Linked DNA regions of Homo sapiens: region 2 is linked to region 1. The links are chromatin contacts, found by Hi-C or POLR2A ChIA-PET in ENCODE. All regions are on one chromosome and are shown on one strand. Each heading gives the region's core, a stretch centred on a gene start or an enhancer-like site at or near the end of the contact. The rest is flanking DNA. Distances are from core to core; before and after follow the strand shown. Region 1 overlaps AFG2A (AAA ATPase AFG2A). Region 2 overlaps LINC01091 (long intergenic non-protein coding RNA 1091).

Evidence for each region. A loop is a pair of places that touch in the nucleus more often than their neighbours do. ChIA-PET counts read pairs that join two places held with the same protein, here RNA polymerase II (POLR2A).
Region 2: a map of endothelial cell of umbilical vein shows a loop between it and region 1 (13-fold over the local background). The contact joins two enhancer-like sites. A Hi-C loop is called at or near these places in 1 of 168 maps with a recorded cell type or tissue (endothelial cell of umbilical vein). POLR2A ChIA-PET finds 5 or more read pairs at or near these places in 1 of 52 experiments (HCT116).

Annotation. Positions count from the first base shown.
Region 1 is chr4:123,125,527-123,130,139 of GRCh38, reverse strand. All of the region lies in intron 14 of AFG2A (AAA ATPase AFG2A), which reads right to left. Among named protein-coding and RNA genes, the nearest start is that of AFG2A, 200 kb to the right of the region's middle. Within about 2 kb of position 2,744, at least 3 of the 41 ENCODE cell types and tissues checked have a DNase peak (open chromatin) inside an H3K27ac peak, as active enhancers do; they include endothelial cell of umbilical vein, where a contact is called at or near this core.
Region 2 is chr4:123,891,115-123,895,727 of GRCh38, reverse strand. The region is part of intron 4 of LINC01091 (long intergenic non-protein coding RNA 1091); the gene reads right to left. Among named protein-coding and RNA genes, the nearest start is that of LINC01091, 240 kb to the right of the region's middle. Within about 2 kb of position 2,212, at least 6 of the 41 ENCODE cell types and tissues checked have a DNase peak (open chromatin) inside an H3K27ac peak, as active enhancers do; they include endothelial cell of umbilical vein, where a contact is called at or near this core.

The DNA of each region.
Region 1 (4,613 bases), core at 1,495-3,994:
GCTACTTGGGAGACTGAGGTGGGGGATGGTTTGAGCCCAGGAGTTTGAGGTTGCAATGAGCTATGATTGCACCACTGCTCTTCAGTCTGGGCAACAGAGTAAGACCCTACCTCAAAAACAAAACAACAACAAAAAACCTCACATAACAGTTACCAGCTATGTTGGTCAAGTTTCTTAACCATCTGTGTTTCAGTTTCTCACGTGTATGATCAAGGATGGTAATAGAATTTACTTCATAAAATTAAGATTATATAATTATATATATAATTTAGAACAAAATTTAAAAACATGTTGAACTGCAAGTGCCTTTGAGACATGTAAGTAGATGGTTGAATCGGTCAGAGCAAAGATCTGAGCTGAATTAGGCACTGAATCACAGCTGACAACTGAAGCCATGGATGTGGATGAGAGAAGATGGGTCCCGTGCCCAGCCTTGACAAACTGCAACATTCTGTGGCTAGGCAGACCAGAATAAATATGTAAAGGAGTCAAGGAGGACAAAGAAATAGAAGAAAAATTAGGTATTACTGTGTCACGTAAAACAAAGAGGAATGTTTCAAAGAGGAAGGAGTGGACAATGACAGCTGATGGTGCTAACAGGTAATCGCAGAGACTGTTAGTTTTTCTCTTTAGTAATGAAACCCCTGAGTTAAAGCCAAATTTAAATCCCAGCCCCTCAAAATAGAGAATATATTTATTTTACAGCCTCTCTTGCAGCTGAATATTACCTTGTAGCTAAGATTAGCCAATGGGATGTAAATGATAGCTGCAATTTATGGGTTATGCTCTTAAACGGCAGGGATGAGCTATTACCTTATCTCCTAATTCTTGTTGACCTGAATGAGAACCCAACTAATGTGACAGTGAGATACTTTTTACCATGTGGCCTAAGGGATGGCACAGAAGTAATCTGAATTTCTGATACCATGAAACTACCATATTAGTTAATACTTGTTTGAATTACTTAGCTCTTTTGTCTTAAAGTATTGCCTTTAAGATTTTTAATTGAAAATGCAGTAGCCTCCATATTTCAGAATTCATCAGAGCAGATTTATGAAAACAGGTCTATATGAAGGATAATGTCCCACATATTTTTAAGCAAATACTTTAACAAAGGATACAACATATGACATGCATTAACAATGCAAGAACTTCAAGATGAAAAAAAGCATATAATACTTTTCTAAAGTTTGAAAATTATTAACAAGCATTTTAAACCTTGTATTTGGAGACTCTTACAGATAATTCTCCATTTTGCTGGGTTTTAGAGTGAGAGCTGAAGTACAAAATCACTGTAAGTAATAATGATGGGAGTACTAAAGAAGAAGAAGAAAAAGAACCACTGACCCAGAAATCACACACAGGTCTAGTCTGTGATGTCTGTTTTGTCAATTATTTAAGGGTTTAACCATAATCATTTTTTTTTCAGTCACTGAACAGAAACATCAGTATAATTTTAAGTGAACTCTCAGCTATAATAATTAAGTATATAAAAATCCATTCACTAGAATATTCAATGTTAACACTACACAACAGCTTTTCATATGTCTTAATGACTCACATTAAATAATAAAATTTAAAAACTCCAACTCTAACTTTAAAAAAAATTTGTGTTCTAACAACAATCTCCCCAAATTACTTCTTGGGTAGATGTTTCGGATGGTTGTTGGAGATGCTGCATTTTTTTAAGCCTGTAGAGAATTACCAAAAGCCTGACTCAAGTATCAGAAAAAGTTTAAACTAAGAAAACAAAAAGCAACAATTATTAAATCTGTTTTTATGTTTACCCTGAGATACTTCTACCAATAATTTCCCACAAACTACCAGGGAGATACTTCTTTCTCAGACACAATGGTTTTTTTCCCAACTAAATGCATTTCTGAACTTAAACGCATGAAAAGTTAATAAACGGAAGGAAAAGCAAATTCAGAGCTGTCATTTTAAAATTATATTCTTAAAGGGTTTAAGGGTATCATTTGTGGAACACAAAGAGATTTCCTTCTCAACAACATTCCAGGACATCACTCTTTCCTGCCTACCAGCAGACAAGATTATACTTGTCTGGTATGTCAGTAAAGTATTTACACAAAGACAGTTTTTCAGAATCTTCTCATTGTGAACACAAAACAGGAAATACAGTAATACCATCAGTATATGTTAAACACTGTTTAGTATAAACTGTATTTTTTCCTTAATGAGTACTAGCTTAACCTCCAGGAGGAAGAGGTGAAAATAAGCACATCTAAAAACACATTATCACTAGTTGTTTGCAGCCAGCCAAAGAAAAGGTTAAGGAAGAAAAACTCAATAAAACTTTCCAAACTACATTTTAGTTAGTGTTATACTATAGCCTCTAATAAAAACTCATTTTTCTCAAGTTCATAGGGGAAAATAAAGGTATTCCATAAAAGTTAATATTTTTGAATAAAAAATAGCCTAATTAATAACAGGCAATTTAACAGAAATACTGCTTCTGAGGCAGAAAAAACAAATTTCTATGTAAAGTGGCCATCCATCAAAAACACCAAATAATAAAGCATTTCATGATCTAAAAAAATTAATTCCTTTTATTTAAATTTATTAAAAAAAACTGTTTACCTTCCGTGGCTAAACAGTAATACAATTCTATCAGCTTACCAACTGAAGAGCTTTGAAATGTATTTACAAACTGATTATATAAAGTACAGCTTGTGTCCTAAGCAGAAAAACACAGAGAAAATTTTAATTTCCCATAAGATAGTTGAATGAACTATGGTTTGACTGCCCTCTGCTGATGTGAAATTTTTACAACTATAAAAACTGATATGATAAAACTGTGATATTATGATTTTAAAATAACTGTTTCTACTCAGATCCTGGTTTCATTATTGACTTCCTGTGAAAACTAAAGAGATTTAAATATTTAGCTTCTGTGTCTTATGTTTATTTATTTTTAGAGACAAGAGTCTCACCCTGTCACCCAGGCTACAGAGCAGTGGCAAGATCACGGATCACCATAGGCCTCAACCTCTAGGATCTAGCTAGCAATCCTCCTGCCTCAACCTCCTGAGTAGCCAGGGCTACAGCTGATTTTTCAATTTTTGTAGAGACAAGGTCTCCCAAAGTTTCCCAGGCTGGTTTCAAACTCCTAGCCTTAAGTGATCCTCCTGCCCCAGGCTCCCAAAATGTTGGGATTACAGGTGTGGGCCACTGCACTTGGCCATGTAGTCTTATTTTTAATTAACGGGCAAAATTCATGAAACAACTATTATCTGACGGCTATCAAAAATATGATTTGATCTCTGTATTAGTTCCTTCTCATGCTGCTAATAAAGACATACCCAAGGCTACTGGGTAGTTTATAAAGGAAAAAAGTTTAATTGACTCATAGTTTGGCATGGCTGGGGAGGCCTCAGGAAACTTACAATCATTGTGGAAAAGTAAGCAAACACATCCTTCTTCACATGGTGGCAGGAAGGAGAAGAATGAGAGCAAAAGGGGAAAAGCCCCTTATAAAACCTTCATATCTCATGAGAACTCACTGACTATCATGAGAACAGCACGGAGGTAAGCACCCCCATGATTCAATTACCTCCCACCAGGTCTCTCCCATGACATGTGGGGATTATGGGAACTATAATTTGAGATGAGATTTTGGTGGGGACACAGCCAAACTGTATCAATCTCTCTGACCTCAAGATACTTACATGTTATTAGAAAGACAGGAAAAACCTGGAACACATGAACTATTAGAGAACATCAAGAACTAAGCTAGGTGGTACAGAAGACAAGTAAGCTAGAGAAAAAAGATTTGTAGAGCCAATTTAGTAAAAACTAAACAAAACCTCAAAAATAAAAAATTCATGGAAAAGGCTGTTAAGACAGGCAGTCAAGGAAAAGTAATGAGCATGGTTTTAGATGAAAGAGGAGGAGACAAAATAAGCAAAAGCCTGGAGAAAATAATGAATGTATAATAGTACGTGCATATCACATGACTACCAGAAGACATAATTGCCAAGATAAAAGGTAAATGTTCAGTGAAAACAGAAAATACTATAATGGTAAGATGCTGCATGGGGTATGGGCAACTTTTGCAAAGTGAAAAAGCCAGAATGAAGAGCTGGACTTGATGAGGCAAACAAGGAGTCCCTGTATGTTCCTTAACAGTATATCACTCCTTTAGGAAGAATACTATAAAACAGAATGAATATGAAATGGTGGAGAAAGAGACTGAAGGCAGAGAAACGAGTCAAGAGGCAATGGCAGTAATAAAGGAAATAACTCAACCAGAAGAGTAATGGTAATAGAGCAGAAAAAAGAAATTGAGATAAAATAATTGAGATTTCAAATTTTGAATTATAAAACAAAACCGGAGGCTGGACTGGATTCAGATTTTTGTTTAAATATTTGCCATATTAAGGTGATTATTAAATTCCACTGAAATAAAAGAGTACTAGACTCAGAGTCAGCAGAAGGGAAAAGTGTCATGTCATCAAAGCTAATAGGGTACAGGGTTTCAAGATACAGGTACTCAGCAGGATAAAATTTATGGAATTGAACACAGTAAGAAAGGAAACCATTAAATTTTGTTCAGTAGTCACTGGTGACTTTCACAAGTTCACTTTTAATATATT
Region 2 (4,613 bases), core at 963-3,462, 770 kb before region 1:
TCTTTTCTTTTCTTTTCTTTTTTTTTTTTTTTTTTTTTTTTGAGACAGGGTCTTGCTCTGTCGCCCAGGCTGGAGTGCAATGGCCTCTTCTTGGCTCACTGCAACCTCTGCTTCTTGGGTTCAAGCAATTCTCCTGTTTTAGCCTCCCAAGTAGCTGGGATACAGGCACCCGCCACCACACCCGGCTAATCTTTTGTATTTTTAGTAGAGACAGGGTTTCACCATGTTGGCCAGGATGGTCTTGAACTCCTGACCTCATGATCTGCCCACCTCGGCCTCCCATAGTGCTGGTATTACAGGTGTCAGCCACCACACCAGGCCACTAAAACTGTATTTTCACAGTTCTAGGGGCTGCAAAGTCCAAGATCTAGATGCCAGTATCTGATTAGGGTTTCCTTGCTGCATCCTAACACAGCAGAAGAAGGAAGAGCAAGGGAGAGACAAACTCTATGTCTTCACATGGCAGAAAAGCTGAAGAGATATAACTCAGTCCCTCAAGACCTTTCTATAGCAGCATTAGTCCCTTCCACCTATAAACCTCCCATCAGACCCTACCCTATTGCATTGGCAATTAAGTTTCCAACACAATAATTTGAGAGGACACATTCAATCCATAGCACTCACTCATCTAAAGATGCTGGTTTCCTCTGTTGCGACTGCCAGAAGGTAAACAGCAGAGCCAAAGAAACTTGGGGAGGATCCAGAAAACCTTGAGCCAACCGTACCTTTTTTCTTCCCCCATTTTCAATGGTCAGTGGAAGGAGAGTGAGTGAGTGGGTGGAAAGAAGTTAGAAATGCTCCTCTGATTAATTCTTCCGGAGAGTTAAGAAGACTTTTCCTTTTCTCTATGGATGCATGAAGAATAAGGAAGTGTTCTAACATACTTTTAAGAGCAATGTCAAATTAGCCGGGCGCAGTGGCAGGCGCCTGTAGTCCCAGCTACTCCGGAGGCTGAGGCAGGGGAATGGCGTGCACCCAGGAGGCAGAGCTTGCAGTAAGCCGAGATTGCGCCACTGCACTCCAGCCTGGGCGACAGAGCAAGGCTCCGTCTCAAAAAAAAAAAAAAAAAAAAAGAGCAATATCATCTTTCAGTAGCTTCCGAGTCTACAATTGGCCTTACATATTAAAAACACAATCTTCTTTGATATTTTGAAAGATCAAAAATTTAGCAGCTATTCTAAAAACTAACCTGTTTCTTTAGAATAACCTGTTTCACTATTTACTTATGCACTCATGCATTCAAAAAAACATTTATTAAATGCCTATCATGTTCCTGGTTCTTTTATGCTAGTGATCAAAGGAAAAATAAGCCACCATCAATGTCCTTAAAGAGCTCTAGCTGGAGAAATGGCCAATTAACTAATAAAAATAATAATAGTAATAAAACGTGATACACAGTATAATGGAGGAAGGAATATTATACCATGAACCCAAAGGGGAAGGAGCAATTAATTACTAGAAGAAAGAAAAAGAAACATTGTAATAAAAATAACAAAAACATATTGTCCTGATGTAGGCTTTGAAAAATGAATAGGAGTTCACTAGGAGAAAATGAGTAGGAACGAAGCTATCCCTTAAAAAAGAAGGACCATGGGCAAAGGCACAAAGGTCTGAATATGCAGCATTTCAGAAATCATTAAACTAAAAGGAAAGCACATTTGATATATGTAAAATATTTTCACATTTAACTTAAAGTTTATTAAAGCAGGGAAACTTTTGCGTAGTTTAATAAAATTACAAAGATCTAGAGGTGAGGCATTTTGAACTAGTTAATAACCAAATGATTTAGGGAATTATTCATTAACCATTAACAAATACCTCCTGCATCCCTCATCTTTGGTTGAGTTCCAACAGTAATATCTCAGAGGTCTTGGCACTTGAAATCTGAACTTAAGCATTTATGTCTACAATATAAGGACCAAAAATATTTTGCTTCTGGGTCATTAAAATTTTTAGAATAATAAGCCCTTCCTTAGCAGCCTTTCTATTTGGTAGAACGCCATGCAGCAATGTGTTCCATATCTGAATTCATAGGGGAAATAAAGTGGTGCTCTTGTTAAGGAAATCCATTTCCTCCAAAAGGACAAGGTATGACAAAGACTGTTTTTCCAACTTAATGTAAATTTCATAACATCAGCAGCGTGCCGTGCAAACTGCCAAATGGAAAGGCTCCCACACGCCCCATCCACATAATACATGGACTCAGGAGGGGCAGAAATTACATTTACTTTAGGAACGATACATCCTCCACACAGCCTCTAAAATCTGCACTGGTGAACCCACTCCTATCTGTTGAAGTCTTTGTCTTTATTAAATGCTTTCTTTCAGGATGGCTAAAATGATGAGAGGTCTTTTGCTTGCTTTTCTTCCTCTTTTGCTGTCTCTTTCCCTTTACAGATACAGCCCCAGTGATTGAAAAACCCGACCTGCAAATCTGACCGTTCAACTTATCTAGGACAATCTCTAAGTACAAGGTCGACATTATCTCAGCCTGCATCCTGTGTAATTATAGTATTTGGCTGGCATTGCTGAATAGGGGCTGAAATCCATCAGGTTTTAGTTAATCTTCCTTGAGTAATCACAGCTGGTTGGCCGGAAGAAAATGATTATGAAATAAAGTTGTTGTGTCTCAATAATAAAGATTACTGATATGCAGGGCAAGCTCTATCTAAGGTTAACCTTTCTCTACATATGAAGGCTCCATATAACTGAGGAACAAGAAATTGTTTCTGAAAAGTCTGCTTTGCTTCAGATTTTAACTTCTCTTTTCTTTTAACTTTTACTAAATCCCCCACCAGTCCTGAATTTTCGTTACACTGCACTGAAACACATATACTAACCCTTTGGAAGTTTTTCAAACAGATCCAACTAGCAGTTTAATGGACATGAGATCAGCTTCCTTCAAGTCTTTGAGTAGAATCTCATGTTGTTTTATTAAGAATCTTTTTATTGTGCTAATCTTGAGGCTATGAGTTATTCACACGACAGACAGGATGACGATGAATCTGCATGGTGATATTAGAGAGTATGTCAAGTGATGTTGTAGTGGCGCAAGCTGTATATTCAGAACAAAAAACAGACTTACACAGTTGGAGAAAACTCTCCATCACTGTCTATGCAATATGAACAATGCAGCATACATCCAATCCAATAATTTTTACCCCTTCTTATGATAAGAGATGATCACAAAAGATTTATCTAGCAACTGTAAAAAGGCACAGATGGTGGTATGGTGGTTAACAGCACAGATTCTGCAGTCATAGCTAGCTTTGCCTCTCACCAGCTATGTGACTTTGGGTGAATTACTTAACCTCTCTATTGACTTAGTTTCCTCAACCTTAAAATAGAAATTATAATAATAGTAGCTGTCTCATGTGCACATCATGAAGATTAAATGAGTTAACATATCCAGGATGCTCAGAACAGTTATTGGCATTTAAAAAGCATAGTAAGTGTTCACTCTTGATAACATTAAAACATATAAAGAAACAGGATTGGCTGGATCCTAACGTTGTTGGATAGGCAGTAAGTACAACTTGCAAGATCTTTAGCTCTAAATTCTTGTTTGATACTTGACTTCAGGCTATTAACATTTAACCAGAGACTCATAAACAAAATGACCTATGGTTAAACTCATCACGTTAATGTGTCTACTCATGAGAAATAAGAACGCACATAAAAATAGTACACCATAGATTTTGTCTGGAAGGGTAAGATGAGAGCAAGAGGACAAGGGAAGATGATTTGCTTGAGGCTGATGGTTCTGGGCACAGTGGCTCCCAGACTCCTCCTTATTCCACTGCTTTCATTGCCCTTACAGCACATGACTGGGATGACCAAGGAAGTTCCTCCTACAAAGAAATACATTTCAGTGTCTGAGTTTCCAAGCACATATTGGCATCCATTCCTTGGCTATTGAACTGACTCTTCTTTCTTCCTAATTACATCCCTAATGTAAATACATCCAGCAATAATCCTTAATTACATCCTCTTAATTACACACCGACTGCAAATGCATGCCAACTCTCCTTTGTCATCATTTAAGTCAATTGGTTAATACTAAACCAAACAAATACATAGACACACAAGAAAGCCATAAGTGGGAGGTTTTGAATAGAAAGATAAGCTGAGAAATATGTATTTTTCATTTTTATTTTTTAAAGCCAAAGCAAGTTTATTAGGAAAGTAAAGGAATAAAAAAATGGCTACTCCATAGGCAGAGCAGCCCCAAGGGCTGCTGGTTGCCCATTTTTATGGCTATTTCTTGATTATATGCTAAACAGGGGTGGATTATTTGTGCCTCCCATTTTTGAACCATATAGGTAACTTCCTGACATTGCCATGGCATTTGCAAATTGTCATGGTACTGGTGGGAGTGTAGTAGTAAGGGCAACCAGAGGACACTCTCATTGCCATCTTGGTTTGGGTAGGTTTTAGCTGGCCTCTTTACTGCAACTTGTTTTATCAGCAAGGTCTTTATGACCTGTATCTTGTGCGGACCTCCTATTTCATCCTGTGACTTAGGATGCCTTAGCCTCCTGAAAATGCAGCCCAGCAGGTCTCAGCCTTATTTTCCTCAGCCTCTATTCAAAATGGAGTTGCTCTGGTTCTAA